Linked DNA regions of Homo sapiens: region 2 is linked to region 1. Evidence: chromatin loops called from intact Hi-C (ENCODE). Cell type or tissue: sigmoid colon. All regions are shown on one strand.

Region 1 (8,000 bases):
GCAATAACGATGATGTGGCAAAAACTGTCAAGCAGGGCTTTAAAGGTTTTAGCTATATTAATTCATTCAGTTTACAACACCCCCATCAGGTAATGTTGATTATAATTCCCATTTTAAAGATGAGGAAATTGGACCACAGAGAGATTAATTGGCTTAAACTAGTAAATTGTAGAGGCAGATTTTGAAACCAGGTAACCTGCTACCACATTCCATGCCCTCAACCCCACTACCCCACTATGTTATTCTGCTCTCCTACCAAATTAGCAGTTCACAGCACCTGACCAAAAGCCCCTGCTTAAGGAAGAATGGTGGAATTTGAGGAGGACTGGGTCTGTTTTCTTGGTGGTATGAACAGGGGCCAGGAGGTGGGAAAGTGCAAAGCTTGTGGAGGAAATGATGTTCCTGAGACTCCAACTGCAGGTGCAAACCGAGGAGCTGTTGTTAGTTAAAGACTGGAACAGTAGGTTGCGTTCTTCTTCTGAATCGTAGTCATTGAGTGCAGACCGACTGCTACTGGTATAGCTCCATGGTCTTCAAATCTTGTGCTGATTGCATACGTTGTCATTATAACTTAGGTTGTTTCAAAATACGTAATTTGGGGCATATTGTAAAAATTGGCTTTTAAAAATAGGCCTTTTACATAATATACTTAAGTAGAGCTGATGAAAAATCTAACATTGTCATACCAGCCACCATTCATTAAAAAAATCAGTGAACAAGCTCTTTAATTGGAAACTTATCTCTCCCTGTTTACTTGAACTCTTTTGTTATCTTATTTCTCCCCCAACTTTTATTTATTTATTTATTTATTTTGAGATGGAGTTTTGCTCTTTCGCCCAGGCTGGAGTGCAGTGGTGCGATCTCGGATCACTGCAACCTCCTACTCTTGGGTTCAAGGGATTTTTCTGGCTCAGCCTCCTGAGTAGCTGGGATTACAGGTGCCCGCCACCACGGCTGGCTAATTTTTATGTTTTTAGTAGAGATGGGGTTTCACCTTGTTGGCCAGGCTGGTCTCGAACTCCTTACCTTGTGATCCGCCCACCTCGGCCTCTCAAAGTGCCGAGATTACAGGTTTGAGCCACTGCGCCTGGCCTTCTCCCCCACTTTTTATTCTAATATAATACATGTTCATGTTTTAGAGTCTTTTATGGATTATCATGTCATACTTATGTAATAAAAATATATCAATACTGAAAATTAAAAATATCCTATGCCTCAAGGATTATTTAATCCAGAAGTAATTGTATAAATATTTCCATTTGTGGAATGGAGTTGATCAAAATAACATGATTATATTACAAATTCTGATAAATGATTGATAAAAAATAAAAATATTTCTGTTTATACATTCATCTATTGCATATATACAGGTGTTTTATTCTTTATAAATTCGTTTATTACTAGATGAGAAAAGATTTGGCATCATTTTTATTTTCCCTTTTTCTTTTCTGTGTAAGATGCAGGCACTGAAAAAACTTGTCAAAAATGAAAAAGGGAGTATTATAGCAGTGCCAGTCAATTGTTTGGAGTTTTTCTGAAGTTATATGGCAAAACTCACACAGTAATCTCATCAGAACTTATTTTTAATGATTTGTTGGCAGATGGCTTAAAGAATGGATGCTCCTGTAATTTTGTTTGAAGCAATCCAACTTGCAAAAGCATTTTGTTCCCTTTTAGACGTCTAGAAATGTTTCTTATTTATTTATTTGCATCAAGACCAGTTTGCTTCTAGTGGGTCTCCTCCTTGTTGCCTGGGAGGTTTTATAATCGTGGGCAGTGTGCCTAGTGAGATGAGGGGAGGGTGGTGGCTGAGAGGTATGCCCACTTTAGGAAGTGAGAGGCAGTTAGGAAAGAGAAGGGAAATTCTCAGGCATATTATTTTACAAGGAAGTTGAAGATGGAGAGATAGTTGTTTTCCTTTAGAGTTTTCATGTGCCCTAAATGTTATACATAGCCCGGTTTAAAGACCATCAGTGTAGAATGTAGTAGAGTAGTGAGATTTTAAGTTTTATGTTTTCTCAGCTTTATGGGTTCAAGAACTCAGTTGCAGCCTGGGTCTGGTGGCTCACGCCTGTAATCCTAGGACTTTGGGTGGGAGAACTGTTTGAACCCAGGAGTTCAAGACCACCCTGGGCAACATGGTGAGACGCTGTCTCTATTAAAAAAAAATAGAACTCAGTTTCAGCTCTAAAAATTTAGGTTGGAGGCTAATACTTACAGAGGAAACTGTGTTTTCAACCAAAATGCTATTTCCGGCATGAAAATAAACCAGAGAATCCAGTGTAAGATTAGGTTAAGATGATTTGTGGGGTCAGTTAGATGACCTTCAGGAGGAGTGCTATCTGAAGACTCGTCTGGCCACCCTGGGGAAGGGGATGATTGGGAGTGGCCACCACCATATGCTTTATCATATTTGTTTAGCTTCACGAAACACTTCTTAATTCGACACCAGCTGACTACTTGGTCTAGTTGTAGTTAATTAATTAGAAAGGAATAATTAAAATTAAGATTAAAATTATTGTTTCTTACAGACTTAAATTCTCTTTCCACCGTTCATTAGGCAGTTATTAATTTAGCCACTTCCGTTTGAGTATCTGCAAAGTAGTTAATTTAGTTTTTCAAAAGTAGTCATTTTTCACCCTCATTTTATTGGTTAACAAAATAATAAATTACTTAAGTACAAGAGCAAATGGTCAAGAACAAAAGCAAAAAGCCAGGTTTCGGAACAAACAAGATGCCTTGTACTAAGTATATTATGGGAGAGGTACTTAATAGCTATATACATTTGCTCTTTGGAGGGTGTCACCCATGTATTTTACAGAGGGAAAGTAGGTATCCTTGTCAGATTGAGAGGTAAGTGAAGTCAGTTAAAAGTTTAAAGTATATATAATCAGCTTTGTTTTGCTGAACTTTGTTTTATTGAGAGTTTTGTGCAATTTATAATATTGTTTCATTGATTTTCTTTCTTATTGCATCTTATATGGACTGTTGTAACATTCTGTGAGTATATTTTGTTCATGTCATCCATTTTTGGTGTTCAGTAATTTTAAAAATGAATTTTAAGTAGGGACAGGAGCTTGAATATGTAATTTGGTTTTATGTACCAGAAGATCCATCAGAAACTGAGTAGCCAAACTTGTAACAACCTGTATTGGTGCATATTCTGCCAGACTATGAATTTTCTTAAGTAATAGAGAACAGAGGTCTTTAAAAAATTGTGAACTGAGATTTTTTTAAAGGTGAAATGAAAGCAGTACTGTACAGGAAATTAAGTTTTTGGGTAAGGAAGTGGAATTGGTTTGATTGAAATTGTTAATGTCTCTTTAATGAGGGGTTATATGAAAAATGTTAGGCAGAAAGTGTGATCCAGTTAAAAATCCTAAATATGAAATTGATTCAGTTTGAACAAACAGTATTTGGAACTGAACAGAGAGGAAAAGGAAAATTCTTATGTGGAAGAAACTAGTCATTATCAAGGGTATGAAAAGCTGCTGGACCATTACAATTGATTTGCTTTTCTCTAAAGAGAAATACCTGACTCAGAGATTTGTGATTTTAGTATGTGAAGTTTTCCTCAAATTAGTATTTAGTATTCTGGGAACATTTTCTTTTGCCAGGAGGGTTGTGATTGTCTATTTTTGTGAATTGTAAATTAAAAAAAAAAAAGCTGTTTATTTTTTGTCTTGTACAGGCAAGGAAAGTTTCTAATGTAGTTATAAAAACTTAGTTACATATTCAAGCTCCTGTTGTTTCCTGTCTTCTAGATCTGTAAGATAAGAATGTCTAAAAGGTCAAGTAATTTGACCAGCCTTTTGGGGGAAGTCCAGTGAATAGTAGAATAATATTTAGAGATGAATTTTCTGTCATAGGCATGGGATAAACTCTATTTCAGTAGAAAGGCAAGATAATGAGCAGGATCTTATATAGACAAATCGTTCATTCCAAACATGCTGGCTCTAGGAGGTGTTCAGTGTGTTTGTTGAATGAGTGTTACAGATGAATTGAGGTCAGATGGAATTGAGGTCAGATTTCTCCATGAGTGGAGGGATTTTTTTTCTCTCATGTCCTGGGCACCTAACACCATGCCTGGCACATGCTTGTCAGCTGTCCTTTGTTGAATCTGCGAATAAATGTGAGGCCGACTCAACAACTATTACCTCCTTGTGGATATGCATATAAGCTCTTCTAGAGTATTTTGGGGGAAGAAATAACCAGAATGTCTGCCCTCTCTTCTTCCTTTGTGAAACTGTTTTCTACAGTTACATTTAGTGTCGAGAAATGAGGGCTTTTTTGTTTTGTTTTAAGTGGCTTTTAAAGTTGCTCCAAGATTCATGAGGTTAAAGTATAAAACTTTAATACTTTAGAAAAATAAGGACTTAATTCTGGATTCTGACCTCTGGTGGTGAAGAAGAAACACCTATTACTCATAATAAAAGATCAGATTCTCATATGTTCTGTAGTACTTTCTGGATGTCCAATGTAGGGAAAGTCTTAATTAGAAAAATACAAATTTTGTATGTGGTTTTGAATTTTCATGAGACAAAAATTTTATTTTTTTACCTTGCAACTTTTTGATAAGCATATAAAAAACATTTAGGTTGTACCTTTACAAGGCTCATTACTGAAAGTGGTTTTTTATTTGGGACCTTGCCTGATGAGAAAAAGTAGATTCTACGTGGGATTTTTATATGGTAATACTAGTCTTATATTTGACTTCTTAAACTTTCTATTAAAACTATTTCCTAAGTAAATCTAAGGTTTATTTGGATAACAGTTATATTGTTATCAAGAAAAACATGAATGTATTACTTGGGAGGAATGTCAAGGTAGATTATTTTGGGTCCTTAAAAATAAACTGCTTATCAGAAACTCAAAACTCGTCTTTATTATCACACCTATCACTGGGCTCATAGGTTCTGTTCTCGCCTCTTCTGCTCTCAAACCGTCTATTCTGCCCCAACAACAACAACAACGATAACAACAACAAACTGGGAAGGAGATGTTCTAGCAGCTAGAGTCTAGCTGCTAGTGGTGCCGCATGTGATGAGCTGATTCTGCTCACACGAGTGATGTCAGCCTTAATTAAAAAACAAAAACTTGAATTTTGGTGGCTGAGGAAATTAAAAGGGTAGATGGAACACTTGCTACCTTGCACCTGAACTCTACCTTGTATCTACTGGGTGGTCTTTTGCAAGTGACTTAACCTTATTTTTGGTGTGTGTTAAATAGGATTACGAATGCTTCCATTTCTAAAGTGTAAGAAGGCTCTGATGTGAGTGTAAAGTTCTTTGCAAACAAGACTCCAAGTAATAAAATCCTAAAAACATCTTTGCTACTGTTGCTCACTGTCCTCTGCCAATATGCTTCTGAGAATTGATCAGAGCTTTATAAAAGGAAAGTGGTTACAGTATGTCAGGAAGCAAAACCCGTGAGAAATAAGTAATCCATAAACTTTACAGTCATAAAGGGATCCGGGTGGGTGGATCTGATGACTTGGCAACTCAGAGAGGGAAGCAAGTGTAATTGTTGATTTTATCAGAGCAGGTTTGTGTATTTGTTTGTGCACGTAGGGGGATGGGGGTTGAATGAAGACTTAACAACATGAATTTCGTGAGGTTACAAAAGTCTACTGCTGCATAAATCGTAGGTAATATGTTCATGTCTATAGGGTGTAATGTTAATGTTCAATAAAAATTAATATCAAAGTCTGTCATAGATTTTATGTTTTGGGGCCTCCAGGTAAATGGTTTGTATCATCATTGGGAATTTATGGAAGTTGATTTAAGTATACAGTAGTTAGCACTCTATTAAATACTGAAGTCATGCACTGTGTCACCTTGATCAATGAGCAAGTTTTTTTTTCTTTTCTGATTCTGGAATTTCAGCACTTTCAGCTTTGAAGGTTGCCTTGGGTTTGTTTTTGAATTAAAAGTGTCACAGGAGAAAGGCTGATTGTTACATTCATGACCAATCAGAAGGGTCTGTAGGACTCAAAATGTTTGGTACATTCCTTAAATTAGAAGATATGCTTCTGGACTTTTCCCAGGGAAAGCAGGTCCATGTAATAATTTACCAAAAGGAAGTTGGGAAAATGAAACATCACCTTTTGTGAGAAAGAGGATGGGGTGGGGAGAGTGCTTTAAAGTGATCTTTGCTTTGTGGAATGCATTGGATTAAAGAGTCACAGAGGCCACAAAAAGCAGCTCAGTGAGTTATCAAATATAGGAGTACTTGAGAAATTAAACCAGGTATGTTATTATTCTTTCTTGGGGAGCCTAAAAATAAACTCAAGGATTGGGATTGTTCCTTTTACTTTCATATCTGCTGGCTGCTAAAGGCAATTGGAAATTTTAGCCAACATATTGACCTACTTGATTTTCACGATGAGTATTTTTTTCCTCAGCCGAATTGGCCATTTAAAGAAAACTTTGTGGCTGGGTGCTGTGGCCCACGCCTGTAATCCCAGTCTTTGGAAGGCTAAGGTGGGAGGATTACTTGAGGCCAGGAGTTTGAGACTAGCCTGGTTAATGTAGTGAGACCCCATTTCTACCAAGAAAAAAATGAAAAAAATTTAGCTGGGCATGATGGCACATGCCTGTAGTCCTAGCTACTTGGGAAGCTGAGGTGGGAGGATTGCTTGAGCCCAGGAGGTTGTAGTTATAGTGAGCTATGATCATGCCACTGCAGTCCAGCCTGGACAACAGAGTGAGACCCTGTCTCTTAAAAAACTAAATAAATAAAATAAATAAGACTTTGTAACATATTAAACAAGCTTTATCATATTAAAAAATACACACAGCTGGGCACAGTGGCTCATGCCTGTAATCCCAACATTTTAAAGAGGCCGAGGAAGTTCAAGACTAGCCTGGGCAACATAGTGAGACTCTGTCTATAAAAAAAAATTTAGTCATGTGGTGGTGGTGTGTGCTTGTGGTCCCAGTTACTCGTGGGGTGGGAGGATCACTTGAGTCTGGGAGGCCGAGGTTATGGTGAGCTGTGATTGTGCCACTGCATTCCAGCCTGGGTGACAAAGCAAGACCTGTCTCAAAAATAAAAAACAACAACACACACACACAGTGAAACGAATGGCACCAAGGAAGAAATCCAAGTGCAAGAAAAGAGGGAATCATACAATAAGAACAATAGGGTGGAAAGCCAGGGTGAAATACACATCTCTGATGAAGGAAGGGCTGTGTATCTGGGTCCTTACTTTTCCCCTTTTACTTGGGTGCTTCTGTCATTATTATTTGTAAGTCACTTCTCTCATGAAGTGCTTTGAGCTTTTGGGGCAAGTAAGAGTAGAGAAACTAGAAATAGTTGGCAATTCATTATCAACCTTGTTACGTGGGATTAGAACTATTGTCTAAGATGGGATTGTGAGTTTTTGAATTGTAGGTGAGATTTTAATGCGTGTGTCCATGCCCCCATTATTGAAGTGGGTTTGGAGTTCATGATATTAGAAGCAATTCCTTAGTTAGCAGTTCTTGTAGATGAGTGATGAGCCACAAGATTTCTGTTGAGATCAACATTCAGTTGTATGAAATTCTTGAGGTGCAGAGGGGAGTAGAATAGGAATTTCCTAATTTGGTTGGATTGACTCCATTTTGGAACTAGATTTTCTGCACGCATGTGCTAAGAAGAGAGATGGTGGTCACAGTGAATGGATCACTGCGCAAAGATCTTTGGTGAGTAAATGTGGAAAGAAGTTTTCATGTATTTGTATTTCTGTCAGGGTGGGATTAAAAGGTCTGAGTAGGTAGTGGTCTTTATAATTCTCAGACCAGCCAAGGTGAATTTGATAGTCTTGGCTGTACAGCGTAGTGGTTAAAAGCATGCCATTTGGAGCCAGACTGTTTAGGTTCAAACCTTAGGTCTTCCGCCAGTCGCCTGTGTGACCTTTGTTCATTAACTGTCATTTCCATACTTTCTTCATCTTCAGAATGGGTCGCATAAAGTACCTGCTTTCTAGAGTTGTTGGGCAGATTAAACGAGTTAACTAC
Region 2 (8,000 bases), 390 kb before region 1:
AAGCCAAAAAAGATAAGATGTTAGGATCATAAGAAATCCACACAATTGCTCTTCACTTACCACGGGTGTTTACAGAGCTCTCAAACCTTGGTGAGATGGCTGGATTCAAATTCTGCTGCCTAGTAGATGGTGTGCCCCATCATCCATGACAAGTACACATACCTCTCCCCTCAAAATGAAAACCTGACATCAAAACATGTATCTGTGGCCCATGCTAGTGCTGTACACCCCCTAGATAAAAACAAAAGGCAGGAAATAGTTTGACTTAAACTTTATGGGTGAGAAGAGGAAAAGGCATAAACCAGCTTTATTTGTGCCCTTACAGAAATGCTGTAGTTTTCCCTGCAACACCCCTACCTGCATGTTGAGTATACTGTGATCAGCTGCATAAGGAGAGAAAAGACTAAAATTCAGGATGTGAGCTGAGGATATCTGACTAATAGCAAAGAAGATAAATGCAAGGCATGATTATGAGGTACTACTAAGTGTTTCATGTTTCCTAGTCAACTTCAACAAGTGGAATTTCTTTCCTAAAGAAACTGTTTGTGCACAATGACATTAATCCTTCTCTCCCCTCTGATCTTGCAGAATACCACTGGGTCAGAAGAGAAAATGGACAAATGACAGGCTTGTCAAAAGTTACCCCATGTGACAATTCAATTGAAATCTAGGGCTTTGTGCCCCCAATTCTCCTGAATGAATACATATCCATTTAAAGAAAATAATTGTTCTCTCAGAAAACTTCAAGATAGTATGGTAAGATAATGCAGCTTGTGGTAATGCTTTACTTTAAAGAAAAAAAGCTTTTGTCATTGTTTTTTAAATGGAGAAAATGCAATGTTTTTTCAGAAATCACCCTTACTCTGGCTTGCCTTGCCTCTCATCATGATATCTGCTGCCGAAGAAGACATTCCAGGGCATTTCTCCAATAATGTATCTCAATGCCCACATGTTAGGTCATTTTGCTCTTAAACAGCATCTACCCCCTTGGTCAGTGTCAAGAACATTTGCATAATTTTATGAACATGTTACTTACTTCCCCCAACGTGCAAATGGAGCACCCACACCTAAAAGAAGATACCCAGAAGGATAGACAGGCTACAGGATTTGCTCAAGGTCACACAGAGAGCATCCAGCAGAGCACGGCCAATACAAGGGGATTTTTTTTATTCCTAGCCTTCTGCCCCATCTGCCAAACCCAAAGCCCCTCTCAGTGCCCTTCATGGTGCCATGATGGAATACGTATGAGAAGGCACCGTATCTCAAGTGTGTTTTTCTAGTTTCTGTTGCATAACGATCAGCCATTCAAAAATCCTTCGTAAAGAAGCTACTACAGTAATAATCCATCATTAGTCAGGCAGAACTGCTGTTACAGCTTCGTAAACTTAACAAGCTCAATGCATTTTCAACCAGTTAAATCAACATCTAAGATCTCAATAGAACATGCTTTTGAGACTAATCACATTTACGGAAGAGGAAAGGCTACTCTTGATTAATATGAATGTAAAGCCTTTGCTATTATTTAGAATCTACAGGGAAGTTTTTTGGCTATCTTTGTATATTGATGCATATAACAATTTGACAGAATTAGACCAAAGATATAATTAGACAAAATTTGATTAATACTTAGACACATTTGACTGTTGTTCTCTCTTTGACTATTTAACTGCTACTTATGCTTAAGATTTCAAATGTTACTTCCTCAGAGACATCATCTCTCGCCCAGCAGAGAGCCTCTTTAATACTCTCCCACAGCACCCTGTGCTAATTTACTTCATACAATTTTAATTATAAACTCTGATGAAAATTATTTGGGGTATTGGTTGATTATTATCTCTTCCCTGGCCTGAAAGCTCCATAAGGGTGGGTATACCTTTTCTGTTTTTTTCCCTACCACAGTATCTGCTGCACCTAGTATACTGCTTGGCGTATACAGGCACTCAACCAGTATTTATTGAAAGCTGAAGAACTAACCAAATGAAGAATTTTAAGAGTCTAGAGTAGAGAGAAGATCTACAGAGGAAGAAGAAAAAAGCAAGGCTTGATTCTTATGTTTAGTAGTAGGCAAATTTTATAAGTAGTAAAATTCACTGAACGTATCATGCAAGATTCAACCAAGAAAATTCAGTTTCTGTTTCTTGCCAGACTAATTTCAGAAAGAGGAATATTGGGCTCATCTGGAAAACAAATTCCTCTCAAAGCTCATTCCAATAGGGTTTAACTTTCTGAATAAACAAGGAAGTATGTAAGTCTTGCTTTTCAGGCTATCCTGGGCACATAAATATCTCTATCCCCTAGATTGAAGCCCCTCTTTCATCATCTCAGGAGATAGATGTATTAAGGCTTTGAAAAACACATCTGTTTCTAGTTCACATTTACCTAAAATTTATCATAGCAATTATTACTATAACCTGAGCAACGTTATAATTCACTAGCGATTCTATTCATTGCTACAGCGGCAGTTAAGTGACTGGTGTAACATATGAATATATAACAGTGTATGTATATACATGCTATGGCATATACATCTATTGCCCCTCTGAATAGGTCCCCTCTCATTCATCTCAATTTTCCAGTATGCACCAATAATGTAGTCCTAAAACTTTATTCCTGATTTCCCTCTGATTTCTAAATCTTCTATATTTTAATGTGTTTATTCTTGTTCTAAGTCTTAAAATGTTCCCCCAGGTGCTTAGTTCAGCAATTCCACATATTTACCTCATTCTAGCTTCTCTTTGATATGTCTGCCAGCTTTGAACCAAGAATAGCTTGGGCAGAGGTAGCTTTTATAACTTTCTGTCCACTGAAAGCAAAAAGGAGTTAAGTGTTGGTGTCTCCAACAGAGGAAATAAAAACAAATTATAATATTGGGTATGAAACTGAACTTTGGAGTTGCTAACATAAATGTTCTATAAGAGTGCTAACAAATGATAAAGATAATTTGAGTTTTTAAATTCCATACACTATTATGTCATTACTTATTTGAATCTATTATCAGAGTATATTAAAATATCACCAGCAAAAGAAATCCTGAAACTTAAAAGCTAAGCAATTCTGATATTTGTGTTGCTGCATCAACTCAGATATATATTTTTTAAAATTAATCAGAGATGAATCTTCAATTCCCTAGTTTACTGTAGGCAATCCTGCAGATTAAGTACTAGGCCATCTAATAATTAGTTCTAATAACAGTTAACATTTATATAGCGCTTTGCCCTTTACAAAGCGCTATACAAATGTTATCGCATTTCTAAAAGCTCAGTAGTAATTAACCAAAGCTTGGGTCATTGATGACTGCATGACTACAGTTACGGCTGTGAGGATCACAATGGCACAATGAGCTACCACTAGATGGCAGTAAAATCTTAGTGATAGGCTCACGAACACCAGCCTGGCCAGGTGTGCGGGTTCTTTCAGCAGGGAGATGTCCATTAAATCGGGAAGCATGGTGAATTTGCTCTGGGTGAATTCTATCATTTGAGGGAGTACACTCCCGCATCTACTAACTACCTTCTAGTAAGACTTCCACTGTTTCACTTGAGGGAGGCTTGCCCTAGACTCCTGAAATCTCATTAGATAAGGGAATACTTTAAATCATGAGTCAGGCTTTCAGGTCTGGGTCTAGTTAAAAAGCAGAAGGAAGAATTAAAATATTAAAAAAAAAAGTGTGGGTGACACTTGCATGTCAGAAAAAAAATAAATACACAGTATACTGTCCAGCATCAAACTGCTTTCCTTCTATTGAAATGTGTTATCCATACTGTGTTATGTAAGAAAGAAAAATGGCTTTGAAGTCAGATGTCCCAGGTTTCTCTCTTGGCTCTGCCACTTATTAAGCATATGACCCTGAAACAAGCCTCCTATCTGAGACTCACATTCTTTATCTGTAAACCAAAGTGATGATGATTCCTACTTCAGTATCATGTTTAGGTTGTGACATGGATGTAACTCCATGAGAAACAGATGTGAAAATGCCTAGCTCAGTATGCAGCTGCTCAGTAAGTATCAGTTGAACCTGAAGCCAAAAAGAGAACTATGCTGGGTGCAGTGGCTCACATCTGTAATCCCATTACTTTGGGAGGCCAGGGTTGGGAGGATTACTCGAGGCCAGGAGTTCAACACCGGCCTAGGCAACACAGTAAGACCCTGTCTCTACAAAAAATAAAAAAATTAGTCAAGCATGGTTGCATATGCCTGTAGTACCAGCTACTTGAGGCTGAGGCAGGAGGATTGCTTGAGCCCAGGAGGTCGAACTTGCAGTAAGCCATGATTGTGGTATCACTGCACTCCAGCCTGAGCAACAGAGTGATATCCTATCTCAAAAAAAAAAAAAAAAAAGGGAGAACTGCACAAGGACTGACACCTAGAGAGCATTAGTAATGATGAAGCACTAAACTTCATTAACCGTAGAACTAAAAGTTTGGAGAGGATGGAAGAAGGACTTCTTGAAGGGCCTGAGCTTTTAATTGGGCTCTAACAGACAGGCAAGTGTCCACTAACTGGACAGGAAGTCCAGGCCTACCCGTCTCTCTCTCAATATAGTTGTTCATTAAAAAGGATAGAAAACCAAACGCAGCATGTTCTCAGTCATAGGTGGGAATTGAACAATGAGAACACTTGGACGCATGTTCTCACTCATAGGTGGGAACTGAACAATGAGAACACTTGGACACAGGGTGGGGAACATCACACACTGGGGCCTGTCGTGGGGTGGAGGGAGGGGGGAGGGATAGCATTAGGAGATACGCCTAATGTAAATGACGAGTTAATGGGTGCAGCACACCAACATGGCACATGTATACATATGCAACAAACCTGCGCGTTGTGCACATGTACCCTAGAACTTAAAGTATAATTTAAAAAAAAGAAAGAAAAAAAATAAAATAAATTTAAAAAATAAAAAATAAAAACAAAAAAAAATAAAATAAAAGAAGGTAAGAATCAACAAAGAAGGTAAGAATGAAGAAATAAGAAACTTATTAGTAACAAAAATAAATTTTAAAGTTAAATATGCTTGGACATACGAAATTTTTAAACACCTCAGTATCTGTATGGTGGGTAATTCATCCCCATGGTACTCCCCGCATTTAAACAACCTTCCTGAAAACTGATGGAGACAATGCCTGAAAGTCACTCCTGACTGTGCCACTGGCTAAAGTTGGCGGCATCTTAATCTCACATTTTTTCCCAACTTTATAACATCTTGAGCTAAGCTACAATGAACATCTTTGGGTGGTAAGAGGAGGCAGGAGGGATGGAAAGAGACATGAAAATATCTTATTCCTAGGTTGTAAAAGGCAATATAAATGCATGGATTAGGTTCAAAATCTCAACTCTTCATTGGATTCAAATAACAGCTAAATTTCCCTATTTTTCTCATTAATCATTTTCTATTTTCAAGATACTTCAACCATGCCATCAAACTCTTTCTTTACTCATATTCAAACCACACTCTTTTTTTTTTTTTTTTTGAGAAGAGAGTCTCGCTCTGTCGCCCAGGCTGGAGTGCAGTGGCACGATCTCGGCTCACTGCAAGCTCCGCCTCCCGGGTTCACACCATACTACTGCCTCAGCCTCCTGAGTAGCTGGGACTACAGGCGCCTGCAACCACGCCCTGCTAATTTTTTTTCTGTATTTTTTTTTCAATTTTTAATTTAATTTTTATTAAGGTAAAATATACATATAAAAGTACCATCTTTATCATTTTTAAGGGTACAGTTCAGTGGTAATAATACATTTATATTCTTTTTAAAAAGTAAATCAGCAAAATGACTGAGAAAAATATTTGTAATAAATATGGTAGACTAAAGTTCATGTACATAATATATAATGAATTCTTAAAAATTGGTAAGATAATCTTTTTTTAATATATCTACAATCTTTCTTTTCTTTTCTTTATTATAAGTTTTAGGGTACATGTGCACAATGTGCAGGTTAGCTACATATGTATACAGGTGCCATATTGGTGTGCTGTACCCATTAACTTGTCATTTAACATTAGGTATATCCCCTAATGCTATCCCTCCCCACTCCCCCCACCCCACAACAGGCCCCCGTGTGTGATGTTCCGCTTCCTGTGTCCATGTGTTCTCATTGTTCAATTCCCACCTATGAGTGAGAACATGTGGTGTTTGGTTTTTGTCCTTGCGACAGTTTGCTGAGAATGATGGTTTCCAGCTTCATCCATGTCCCTACAAAGGATATGAACTCATCCTTTTTTATGGCTGCATAGTATTCCATGGTGTATATGTGCCACATTTTCTTAATCCAGTCTATCATTGTTGGACATTTGGGTTGGTTCCAAGTCTTTGCTATTGTGAATAGTGCCGCAATAAACATACGTGTGCATGTGTCTTTATAGCAGCATGATTTATAAACCTTTGGGTATATACCCAGTAATGGAATGGCTGGGTCAAATGGTATTTCTAGTTCCAGATCCCTGAGGAATCGCCACACTGACTTCCACAACGGTTGAACTAGTTTACGGTCCCACCAACAGTGTAAAAGTGTTCCTATTTCTCCACATCCTCTCTAGCACCTGTTGTTTCCTGACTTTTTAATGATTGCCATTCTAACTGGTGTGAGATGGTATCTCATTGTGGTTTTGATTTGCATTTCTCTGATGGCCAGTGATGATGAGCATTTTTTCATGTGTCTTTTGGCTGCATAAATGTCTTCTTTTGAGAAGTGTCTGTTCATATCCTTTGCCCACTTGTTGATGGGGTTGTCTGTTTTTTTCTTGTGAATTTGTTTGAGTTCATTGTAGATTCTGGATATTAGCCTTTTGTCAGATGAGTAGATTGCAAAAATTCTCTCCCATTCTGTAGGTTGCCTGTTCACTCTGATGGTAGTTTCTTTTGCTGTGCAGAAGCTCTTTAGTTTAATTAGATCCCATTTGTCAATTTTGGCCTTTCTTGACATTGCTTTTGGTGTTTTAGACATGCAGTCCTTGCCCATGCCTATGTCCTGAATGGTATTGTCTAGGTTTTCGTCTAGGGTTTTTATGGTTTTAGGTCTAACATGTAAGTCTTTAATCCATCTTGAATTAATTTTTGTATAAGGTGTAAGGAAGGGATCCAGTTTCAGCTTTCTACATATGGCTAGCCAGTTTTCCCAGCACCATTTATTAAATAGGGAATCCTTTCCCCATTGCTTGTTTTTGTCAGCTTTGTCAAAGATCAGATGGTTGTAGATATGTGGCATTATTTCTGAGAGCTCTGTTCTGCTCCATTGGTCTATATCTCTGTTTTGGTACCAGTACCATGCTGTTTTGGTTACTGTAGCCTTGTAGTATAGTTTGAAGTCAGGTAGCGTGATGCCTCCAGCTTTGTTCTTTTGGCTTAGGATTGACTTGGCAATGTGGGCTCTTTTTTGGTTCCATATGAACTTTAAAGTAGTTTTTTCCAATTCTGTGAAGAAAGTCATTGGTAGCTTGATGGGGATGGCATTGAATCTGTAAATTACCTTGGGCAGTATGGCCATTTTCACGATATTGATTCTTCCTACCCATGAGCATGGAATGTTCTTCCATTTGTTTGTATCCTCTTTTATTTCATTGAGCAGTGGTTTGTAGTTCTCCTTGAAGAGGTCCTTCACATCCCTTGTAAGTTGGATTCCTAGGTATTTTATTCTCTTTGAAGCAATTGTGAATGGGAGTTCACTCATGATTTGGCTCTTTGTTTGTCTGTTATTGATGTATAAAAATGTTTGTGATTTTTGCACATTGATTTTGTATTCTGAGACTTTGCTGAAGTTGCCTATGAGCTTAAGGAGATTTTGGGCTGACACGATGGGGTTTTCTAGATATACAATCATGCCATCTACAAACAGGGACAATTTGATTTCCTCTTTTCCTAATTTTGTTTCCTTCTCCTGCCTGATTGCCCTGGTCAGAACTTCCAACACTATGTTGAATCGGGGTGGTGAGAGAGGGCATCCCTGTTTTTTTTGTATTTTTAGTAGAGACAGGGTTTCACCGTGTTAACCAGGACAGTCTCGAT

Evidence for each region. A loop is a pair of places that touch in the nucleus more often than their neighbours do. Peaks named below come from ENCODE experiments on the same cell type or tissue, not always from the same donor. Only the 100,000 strongest peaks of a DNase experiment are listed, where the experiment ranks them.
Region 2: a loop joins it to region 1, with 2.7 times the contacts of the local background. A loop is called at or near these places in 14 of 110 quality-filtered maps.

Annotation. Positions count from the first base shown.
Region 1 is chr9:20,549,496-20,557,495 of GRCh38, reverse strand. The region is part of intron 2 of MLLT3 (MLLT3 super elongation complex subunit); the gene reads left to right. Among named protein-coding and RNA genes, the nearest start is that of MIR4474, 51 kb to the right of the region's middle. RefSeq lists an enhancer at 5,550-5,609. In sigmoid colon, a CTCF peak has its summit at 4,393 (motif pointing left); no DNase peak of the experiment used is centred here; H3K27ac peaks cover 1,322 bases.
Region 2 is chr9:20,936,622-20,944,621 of GRCh38, reverse strand. All of the region lies in intron 28 of FOCAD (focadhesin), which reads right to left. Among named protein-coding and RNA genes, the nearest start is that of HACD4, 91 kb to the left of the region's middle. RefSeq lists a silencer at 3,253-3,302. In sigmoid colon, a CTCF peak has its summit at 3,356 (motif pointing right); a DNase peak (open chromatin) is centred at 3,371.